Regions from separate parts of the Homo sapiens genome. Here region 2 is linked to region 1. The links are chromatin contacts, found by Hi-C or POLR2A ChIA-PET in ENCODE. All regions are on one chromosome and are shown on one strand. The core of a region is the stretch at or near the end of the contact, and the rest is flanking DNA. Distances in the headings are between cores, read along the strand shown.

Region 1 (4,483 bases), core at 1,096-3,595:
AATGTAGCCACCCATTTTCTTTAAACTCAGCTCATGAACAAAACATCAAGTCTTTTGCCAGCATAGTCCCCATTCTCTCTGCTGCACCTGCCACTGTTTTAAAAGGTAGCAACAGATGTGCCTTCCAGACATCCTCTTAAACCGAAAGCCCCATAGCAGCTTCAGGGTCAAACAGCATCTGTACCTGGGTTTCGTGGTCATGAGTCATGCACGGGCCGGTTCATTGTGGTAAGACACGTGGTGTTACAGAAAGTGGCCTGGGCCTGCCATCCAGACAGCTGACTTCCATCTGAGCCCCACTCGCCACTAGCCGTGACTCTGGGCTAAACACTTTAACCTGTACCAGCCTCCCTTCCCTCTCCCCTGAGTGAGAAGAGGACACACCATGGTTGCTTCTAGGCAGGAAGGTCTAGGATCTTACAAGATCCGCTGGTTCCTATTACGTTTATTAAATACTTGAATGGAGGCAAAAAGAAAAGAACCCTAGACCATCGAATCCTGTTTGCTGTAGCAAAATGGCTTGAATGCCCTCATGAGAATGAATGAGCTTGGCCTGCTTTTCACTTATTTCATCATAAGTCAACAGGTAGTGTCCACAGCAGAAGGAGAGTAAATCAGGCCCTGAAGCCGCACCCTGAGGACTGCAGTAGCAAAGGAAGGAACCTCAGTTTCTTACCAATACCACAGTCAGGTTACTTTGTGACGCTTCTAATACTCACTTTGCCTATACGGAAAACTAGATCACACACTTTCCCACTAGAGGAAGCGCTGGCAGCACACGTGTCCTTCCTTTCCTAGGAGTGTGTGGGTGTGTTTTAAGGTGGGACACCATGAACACCTCCCACGCGCTTGGAATATGGCCAGAGCTGCACCAAGCATGTATGTGTATTTGTGCATACACTCTGCATTTGCAGTGGAGGCTCAAAAAGTTAACTTGTCAAAGAACACAGAGTTGGGAATACATCCACCGTGGGTCTCTCAGACTCCACGTCTCAGGCTCTCTCGCATGATGCCACACCATCACCGTGGAAACCACGGCACCAGGCAACTCACTAGGCCACCCCATCCCAGTTTACCTGGGTCCGGAGGGGATACAGCACAGGTCTCACAGGGCTCTCCCACTTGCCCATCAACCTCTAGCCACCCAATTGCTAAGGAAGGAAAACGGGCATAGTGTTAGAGGTAAGTTCCGCTTTCCCATGAATCCTGGCTTCAGAGCAGAGGAGGGAGAAGCAAAGTGCTATTCCTTTGAACAGCCAAGGGGTGATATCAACTTGCAAACTTTATTTTAGGTTGTAAAATACAAGCTCATTACCACAAATTTGTCTAATTATACAGATTTACCCCTTTTGCAAATGGGCCAGACGATACCCCTGAGGAGATTCTGGCGCGGATCGGCAGTGGGAAGTATGCCCTTTCTGGGGGAAACTGGGACTCGATATCTGACGCAGCTAAAGTGAGTACATGTCCCAGCGTTGCTTTTAAATATTCAGATTCTGAAATAGCCATATGATTTCTGAGGAAGCCAGGGGATAGGTTTTATGTAAGTAGTATAGGTATTTTATCCTCAGCATATTTTTTTTTTTTTCTTGAAATGGAGTCTCGCTCTGTCTCACCCAGGCTGGAGTGCAGTGGCACAATCTTGGCTCACTGCAGCCTCTGCCTCCTGGGTTCAAGTAATTCTCCTGTCTCAGCCTCCCAAGTAGCTGGGACTACAGGCGTGTGCGACCACACCCGACTAACTCTTTTGTATTTTTAGTACAAAAAAGTTTTGTACTAAAACTTTTTTGTTTCACCATGTTGGCCAGGCTGGTCTTGAACTCCTGACCTCAAGTGATCCACCCACCTCAGCCTCCCAAATTGCTGGGATTACAGGTATGAGCCACCACACCTGGCCTTATCCTCGGCATCTTTTAAGCCTTTCATCTAAAAACATTATTTTCAAAAACATTTTTAGCATTTTCACATTTTCCACTATCTTGGTATCTTATGCAGGGTTCTCCAAAGAAACAAACAGAACATGCGTGCGTGTGTGTGTGTGTGTGTGTGTGTGTGTGTGTATAGAGAGAGAGATTTATTTGTAAGAAATTGGCTCACGTGATTGTGGGGACGGGGAAGTCTGTGACTGCAGGGCAGCCGGCAGGCTGGAGCCCCAAGGAGAAATGGATGGGGCAGTTGCCCACCACAGGCTATCTGCCACAGAATTCCCTCTTCCTCAGGGGAGCAGTCTTTTTCCTAAGGAGGCCTTCCACTGATTGGATGAGGCTGACCCACATTGTGCAGGGTAACTGCTTTACTCAAGTCGACTGACTTAAGTGTTAACCACATCCTGAAAAACACCTTCACAGCAACCTCTAGACTGGGTAACATAACCCAGCCATGATGACATATAAAATTAACCACCATGCTTTTAGTGATATTGCAGAATGATTGCCCTGCATGTTCATAAACCAAACAAACAAGTAGAGCTCTTGTCCAGAGGTATACTTCTGTTCTTGTAAAATACTTTGAATTTGGCCTTGTCTGCAGTCCACACAGTTTATGACCGGCCTTATTTCGTTTGCCCATCAGACGCTTTTTTACTTGGCATCATCAAATTCCTCTCTAATCCAATAGTAAATCATAATCCAGCCACTGGTAAGCAGCACCAACAGCTGTTCCCGTGTTCATGTAAAAGGGCTGAAAGAGAAGGAGTCAGGGGCTCTGATTCCAATTCTGCTGTTGACATCTCAGTGCAACTTCATGCAGTGAGCGTGGAGGTGATGATTGTAGAGATGATGGTGGAGGTAATGGCGGGAATGATGATGGAGGTGATGGTGTAGGGATGGCAGAAGTGGTGGCAGAGGTGGCGACAGCGATGATGGAGGTGATGGTGAAGGCATGGTGGAGGGAATGATTGTGGAAATGATGGTGGAGATAATGGCAGGAGTGATGATGGAGGTGATTGTGGAGGGATGGTGGAGGTGACGATTGTGGAGATGATGGTGGAGGTAATGGTGGGAGCAGGGATGGAGCTGATGGTGGAGGTAATGGTGGGAGCAGGGATGGAGCTGATGGTGGAGGGATGACAGAAGTGGTGGCAGAGGTGGCGGGAGTGATCGTGGAGGTGATCATTTTGGAGGTGATGGTAGGAAATGATGGAGGTGATGAAGGGATGGCAAAAGTGGCAGAGGTGGTGGCAGTGATCATGGAGGTGACGGTGGGAGTGGTGGGAGATGATAGTGAGAGATGATGGTAGTGATTGTGGAGGTAATGGTGGAGGTGATGGGGATGATGGTGAGGCTAATGAGGGTAATGGCAGAGATGATAGTGGAGGTGATGGTGAAGATAATGGAAGGTAATGGCAGAGATGATGGTGGAGGGTGATGGTAGAGGTGATGGAGGAGGGATGGCAAGGGTGACGGCAGAGGTGACAGAGAAAAAATGGTGAGGGTGATGGTGGAGGTGGTGGTGAAGATGATGGCGAGGGTGATGGTAGGGTTGATGGAGAAAGGATGGCGAGGGTGATGGTGGAGGTGGTGGTGAAGATGATGGTGAGGGTGATGGTGGGGGTGATGAAGGATGGTGAGGGTGGATGGTGGAGGTGATGGAGGAAGGATGGTGAGGGTGATGGTGGAGATGGTGAGGATGATGGTGGAGGTGGTGAAGATGATGGTGAGCGTAATGGTGGGGGTGATGGAGGAGGATGGTGAGGATGATGGTGGAGATGGTGAAGATGATGGTGAAGGTGATTGTGGTGAGGGTAATGGTGGGGGTGATGGAGGAAGGACGGTGAGGATGATTGTGGAGGTGATGGTGAAGATTATGGTGGGGGTGATGGAGGAATGATGGTAAGGGTGATGGTGGAGGTGGTGGCAGAGGTGATGGCAGCTGGCATTTAGTGAGCATATCCCAGATGTCAGACCCTGACAGTCCAAATGCTCCTGTCCACACCCTCACTTTGTCTTAAATGAGTGTAGATGTCTTAGTTCTGGTTCCCAAAATAGAGCCTCAGACTAGGACGTGGGTGCTGGTGGTGTGTCTGGAAGGCCATCTTGGAAGCTGGCATGGGAGCAGGGAGAAGGTGTTGGAAAAGGAGCAAAGTCAAGGACAAGGGCACATTGTCAAGATCGCTGCTGCAGGCAGAGGTCTCTGCCGCCTCACAGGGCCTCACCAACCCTTCCTGCCCTTCACCACCAGTCCCTACCACCACCACATCCCCCGTCTTTCCCCTGTGCCTCTTCCTTTCTCTTACTTAGCACACAACAGAACCTCCAGTCCTCCAAACACCAGCAAAGCTACAAATTAGTATGTCTTTCTCCACATCCTACAGGTATGAAGTAAAAATACTGCTTCTCTCAGTGTCATGACTATAAGATCGTGAAAAGAGTTATTAAAGCCCTAAAGGCTTTTGTTTTTACACCTGAAAATGACAACACTCATTTTTCTAGGAGATACTTGTTTCAAGAAATTACCAAGGTCAATGTTATCAAATATCAAAAGG
Region 2 (4,483 bases), core at 1,100-3,599, 120 kb before region 1:
GATTTGGATGGCTTGAGAAGGGCACCTTTGGTGAGATAATGAAAGTCAGATTCTAGACGAAGCCAAGTTTAGAGATTCCAGACCAAGAAGGCCTTGCCCAGGGCCTGGAATCTGCATTTTAACAAGTTCCTTGGGGTGATTCTGAAGCAGGTGGGCAACATAGAACATTCATACGTTCAGAACCTCCAGGACACGATACTGTTCCTGGGCAGGTGTGTCCGGGTTCTGTGCCTTGAGAGAATGACTTGCGATGTGGTACTCTGTCATTAAGCGTTTATATGATGCCAGCCTCTTTGTCACCTGGGATTCAGGAGGGACTCCACCAAAGCTGCCCTCAAAGCCAGGCTCTTGTCCACCTGCTCATGAGTTCATGCCGTCAGCAGCAGAACAGTGCTGGCTTGATGGGACCTGTGAGTTGGAGATACGTTCTTTTCCACATTTTCATAAACCACCTGTGTAATAATATATTCTGTTATTATTCTGGAAATTAATATCCTACATGTGAATCTGCGATTTATAGAATGACCTCTCTCCTTTTTTGGAAATGAGGTGAACCCTTGCCTATTTTGTTTCCTATGTCCTTATCATTAATATTCCACAACTTTTAATTTGCACTTTTTATAAATATTATCCCTTTAATGACATGAAGAGCAGGTGATTCAGAGCAGAGGAAATGACCTAAGAAGGCGACTTTGGCCCAGAGAGAGGCATGCAGAGCCAGTGGCCAACCGCCCTCATCTTTCTCCCTGTCACTCCCACTTCCCAGCCGCTCCCAGCAGCTGCTGAAATACCTGCCCGGGACTTCCTGCAGTCATTGGAATTTTGAGTGCAGTTCTGCAGGAATTTTAAAAATTCCTTGTCACAATTTGTCACATTCAAACATCATTTAAACAGTTTATACCTCTAGTTTTTCTTTCTTACGTTACAAAATGTTTGGAATTGTTGCTTATGGAGCTAGCACCTGATCACCGTCCCAGCTCCTCCTCCCAAAGCTCTCAAGTTAGCTTTAAAAATACTGTTTACAGTAGCTGTGCTGGAAACCACATGCTCCTGCCATGGATGCAGCCGATTCAGGAACAGACTTGATCTTCCTAAGGCATTGCATGCAAATCCTCATCAAGCTCTAGATAAAATTACCTGCTTCATAAAACAGAAAAGGCACATATTTCAAAATGAAATGTGAGTAACATTTTCATGCTAGTTGCCCCTTAGGGTGGTTGTCATGAAGGGATCCAGAAACCAGGGCTGTCCAGAGAGGGTCGTTATCAGCAGTGCCCGGGAGTATGGTGCTGGGGCTTCATCTGGCTGTTTCCTATTCACACAGACCCCAGAGTGCGCGCCGAGTCCATGGAACACCAGATCTTTGTTTGTTTTGTTTTGTTTTCGTTTTGGGGAAAGTGAAAAAGAAAGTTAAGCATCCTCCAGCAAGTTCAAGCTAAAATGTCACTGTGAAGGCAGAACTCTGAAGTCTGAAAGGTGATGCTCTTGGGGATTTTTTTCCATTGACGCCTCAGATGCTTTGCGGTTAAAAACCTTACTGATTTGAAATGAGAAGTGAACTCTATCGCAATATTATTAGGGAAGAAAGCTGGCGTTTTTCATGTCATTTTAGGAGATGAAATTATGTGTGTACTTCAGGTACATTTGCTCTCAATACTTTGACAGAAAGAATCTGCACAAAATTTGAAATGTTATGAGATATCTGCGTCGAAGGCTTTGATTCGAAACGTTACAGAAATGACTAAAGAAGGTGAACTTCTGCAACGGAGGTGGGGGTGTGGCATGGACCGGGGAGGCGGGAGGCAACAGGGGATGGCAATTTGGAAGTGCTGAGGAAGGCGTGAAGCCAGCCTAAAAAACGGGCTGACTGGGAGCAGGGGAACACCCATGGGAATTCTGAGGTGCCAGCGTCCATGGCCAGGTGGCATCCAAGTAGCCCGGATGCTGTCACTCTCGCTTCAGAGCCTAGTCCCACAAAGGCATGTCCCACAAAGGCAGTGAAGGGGACCAGGACCCATGGGACTGCATGAGCTCATTCACCACAGCTGTGGGTCTCAGACCCTCCACAAAGAGCTGCTGAAGAAAAAGGAAGGAACTGGAAATCTTTAGGAAACATACACAAGGGCTGGGAAACGTGCCCCAGGAAAGGGTGGTGGCTGCAGTGTGAAGCCTCCCTGGCCAGCTCGTGCCTCGCCTGCCCCACACCTCTGGGCGGTGTTGAATTTTACTTTCTGTTCTGCAGTGTGGCCGTTGCCATGCTCTCGTTACCAAAATGAAGTCACAGAAGGGTGTGCTTTGGTGGTGATTCCTTTTTTCATAGTGTGGGCGTCGCATTAACACAGCTGCATGATGGGAGCTATTTTGGGAGGGAGGCTGGGGTTTGGATGACTCATGCGCGTGCTAGTCCTGTAGGTAGAGGATGTTAATGGACCCATTGCGAGGACAGTGTTTTAGTAACAGAAGAGGAGTATTTTGTTGTTCTTTAAATGACAAATCGTCTGCAATTTCTTTCTTCCTTTCGTAGGTCAATGACGGGAAAAGATAGCATACATGTTTCCATGATGAATTTTTTTGAACTTGGGCTCCTGCCTTTGTTTTTTGTGCAGGAAGCCACCTCCAGCAGCCGCGTGGAAGGTAGTGGTTCTCACAGGCAGTGACACACGTGGATCCCTGAGGGCCTCATTTTTTTCTGTCCCTTTCCATAAACCAGGAGATTTCACCACAAAAGCTGCACAGTCTCGGGTGGCTAGCATGGTCCTGCAATTCTAGTAAGCCTGTGCTGTGAAGGGAGGAAGGGCTTAAAATGTGATGTCCCCTCACAAATTAGCATCTAAATATAATGCCCATTGGCTGGGCTGTGCCTCTAGCATTTTTACTTACTCATTCAAGAAGTAATTATGAAGCAACAAAATTGTAATTCTGTATCTTCCAACTGCACTCATATGAACTTCAGGATGGATTAAACAGAGTCAATTTTGGCTATACTCATTGTTTTCCCAAACAAACAAAAAAAAACCACTGTTTTTACAAAAATAGCAAATCATCCTTGAAGATATGGAGACGAAAGTGTTTCCTTTAACTGAGAATGGAAAAGCCATGGATAACTGCATAGGCCTCTAATCCGCTGTGAGTTTCCACGGCTCAGACACCTTATCTGCTTTTACATGTGCCTCTATTTGTGACATGGAGGTAAAATAGCAAGATTTATAAGTAACCGTTTTGAGAAACTGAATTTTTCAAACATCGTCATGTACGTTATTGCTATTGTGATTTCATTTGGAAGTCTTCACTCTTAGAGTAAAACAGAGGGTGGAAGTACTTGGCTTCGAAGTCAGTCCTTGATGAGAAGCCCACCTCTATCACTTCCAGCTATTAATGTGTAATCTGAGTCTCAGGAGAAAATCTCCACTTCACAGTTTCTTCATGAAAAGAAGCAATGAGGAATGAGAGGCCCCTGGTTCCCAGAGCACACTATGCATACAATTCCTGGTTGCTGTTTTTGGATGCGCATTTTAGCCAGCAGTTTCTGAAGTTTTTCAGCCCCTCACCCCGAGCTAAAACTGTAGAAAGGGGTGTACGAATGTATAGATAGTGGAACAGAAATCTCAGAGAAATGCAGAGATAAATTCAAGGAACAGTTGGGCTCGAATGTCTCATGTTGGGAGAAACACCTCCTTTCCAGTGTTCCATTTCCAGGGCCTGGCACTTGGGCAGATGGCCTACCCCTTTACAAGGGAAGTCATGTGACTCTGGGGACAGGAAGCTCTGGGATGAAAATTTGTAGTGTTTTCTGTCAGTGTTTTCACTTATAGACTCTTTCTCCTACAGGGAAATCTTGCTTTCTGGGCTGGTGGCAAATCTTACCTGACTGCTTCTTCTGAAATATAATCTATAGGATGGCAATGACGTGTTCTTTACATTAGCTTTGACAAACATACCAGGGATAGCGTGAATCAGAAGGAGAAGGAGGACAAGCCGTCTGCATTTTCCAGACCACTTCTCCATCTAGGAACCCGTCAATATGCTTTTGCTGTCATTTTGTTCCATAGTTGCTATATTCATCGTACCAGAACTTCTGCCCAGACTGTTAAAGAGCAGAATGGATTTCATTGAGAGTACCCTTAGATTTTTCGGAGGCCTTGGTAAGACCAAATGACAAAAGTCCATGGAGAAAAGAAACCATGAAGGCCCACAGGGTGCACACAATAACCACACACATCACCAAGTTGATTCCATAAAACTAAATGGGCCGGGCGGGGTGGCTCACGCCTGTAACCCCAGCACTTTGGGAGGCCGAGGCAGGTGGATCGCGAGGTCAGGAGATCGAGACCATCCTGGCCAACATGGTGAAATCTCGTCTCTATTAAAAATACAAAAATACAAAAATTAGGTGGGCATGGTGGCAGGAGGCTGAGGCAAGAGAATCACTTGAACCTGGGAGGTGGAGGTTGCAGTGAGCCGAGATCCAGCCACTGCACTCCAG

The links. A loop is a pair of places that touch in the nucleus more often than their neighbours do. ChIA-PET counts read pairs that join two places held with the same protein, here RNA polymerase II (POLR2A). Pooled maps may share reads with other maps.
Region 2: a loop to region 1 is called in a map of naive thymus-derived CD4-positive, alpha-beta T cell, with 13 times the contacts of the local background. The contact joins two enhancer-like sites. A Hi-C loop is called at or near these places in 1 of 168 maps with a recorded cell type or tissue (naive thymus-derived CD4-positive, alpha-beta T cell), 1 of 37 single-sample maps with no recorded cell type and 12 of 50 pooled maps. POLR2A ChIA-PET finds 5 or more read pairs at or near these places in 1 of 52 experiments (CD4-positive, alpha-beta memory T cell).

Annotation. Positions count from the first base shown.
Region 1 is chr6:166,415,198-166,419,680 of GRCh38, reverse strand. It overlaps RPS6KA2 (ribosomal protein S6 kinase A2), which reads left to right. Exons shown (of 21, transcript NM_021135.6): 19 at 1,339-1,456. The region is part of intron 1 of LOC124901460 (a long non-coding RNA gene); the gene reads right to left. Among named protein-coding and RNA genes, the nearest start is that of MPC1-DT, 34 kb to the right of the region's middle. RefSeq lists an enhancer at 90-159. Within about 2 kb of position 2,345, at least 4 of the 41 ENCODE cell types and tissues checked have a DNase peak (open chromatin) inside an H3K27ac peak, as active enhancers do.
Region 2 is chr6:166,538,982-166,543,464 of GRCh38, reverse strand. All of the region lies in intron 1 of RPS6KA2 (ribosomal protein S6 kinase A2), which reads left to right. Among named protein-coding and RNA genes, the nearest start is that of MIR1913, 32 kb to the right of the region's middle. RefSeq lists enhancers at 1-187, 535-1,135, 1,306-1,525, 2,116-2,235. Within about 2 kb of position 2,349, at least 8 of the 41 ENCODE cell types and tissues checked have a DNase peak (open chromatin) inside an H3K27ac peak, as active enhancers do.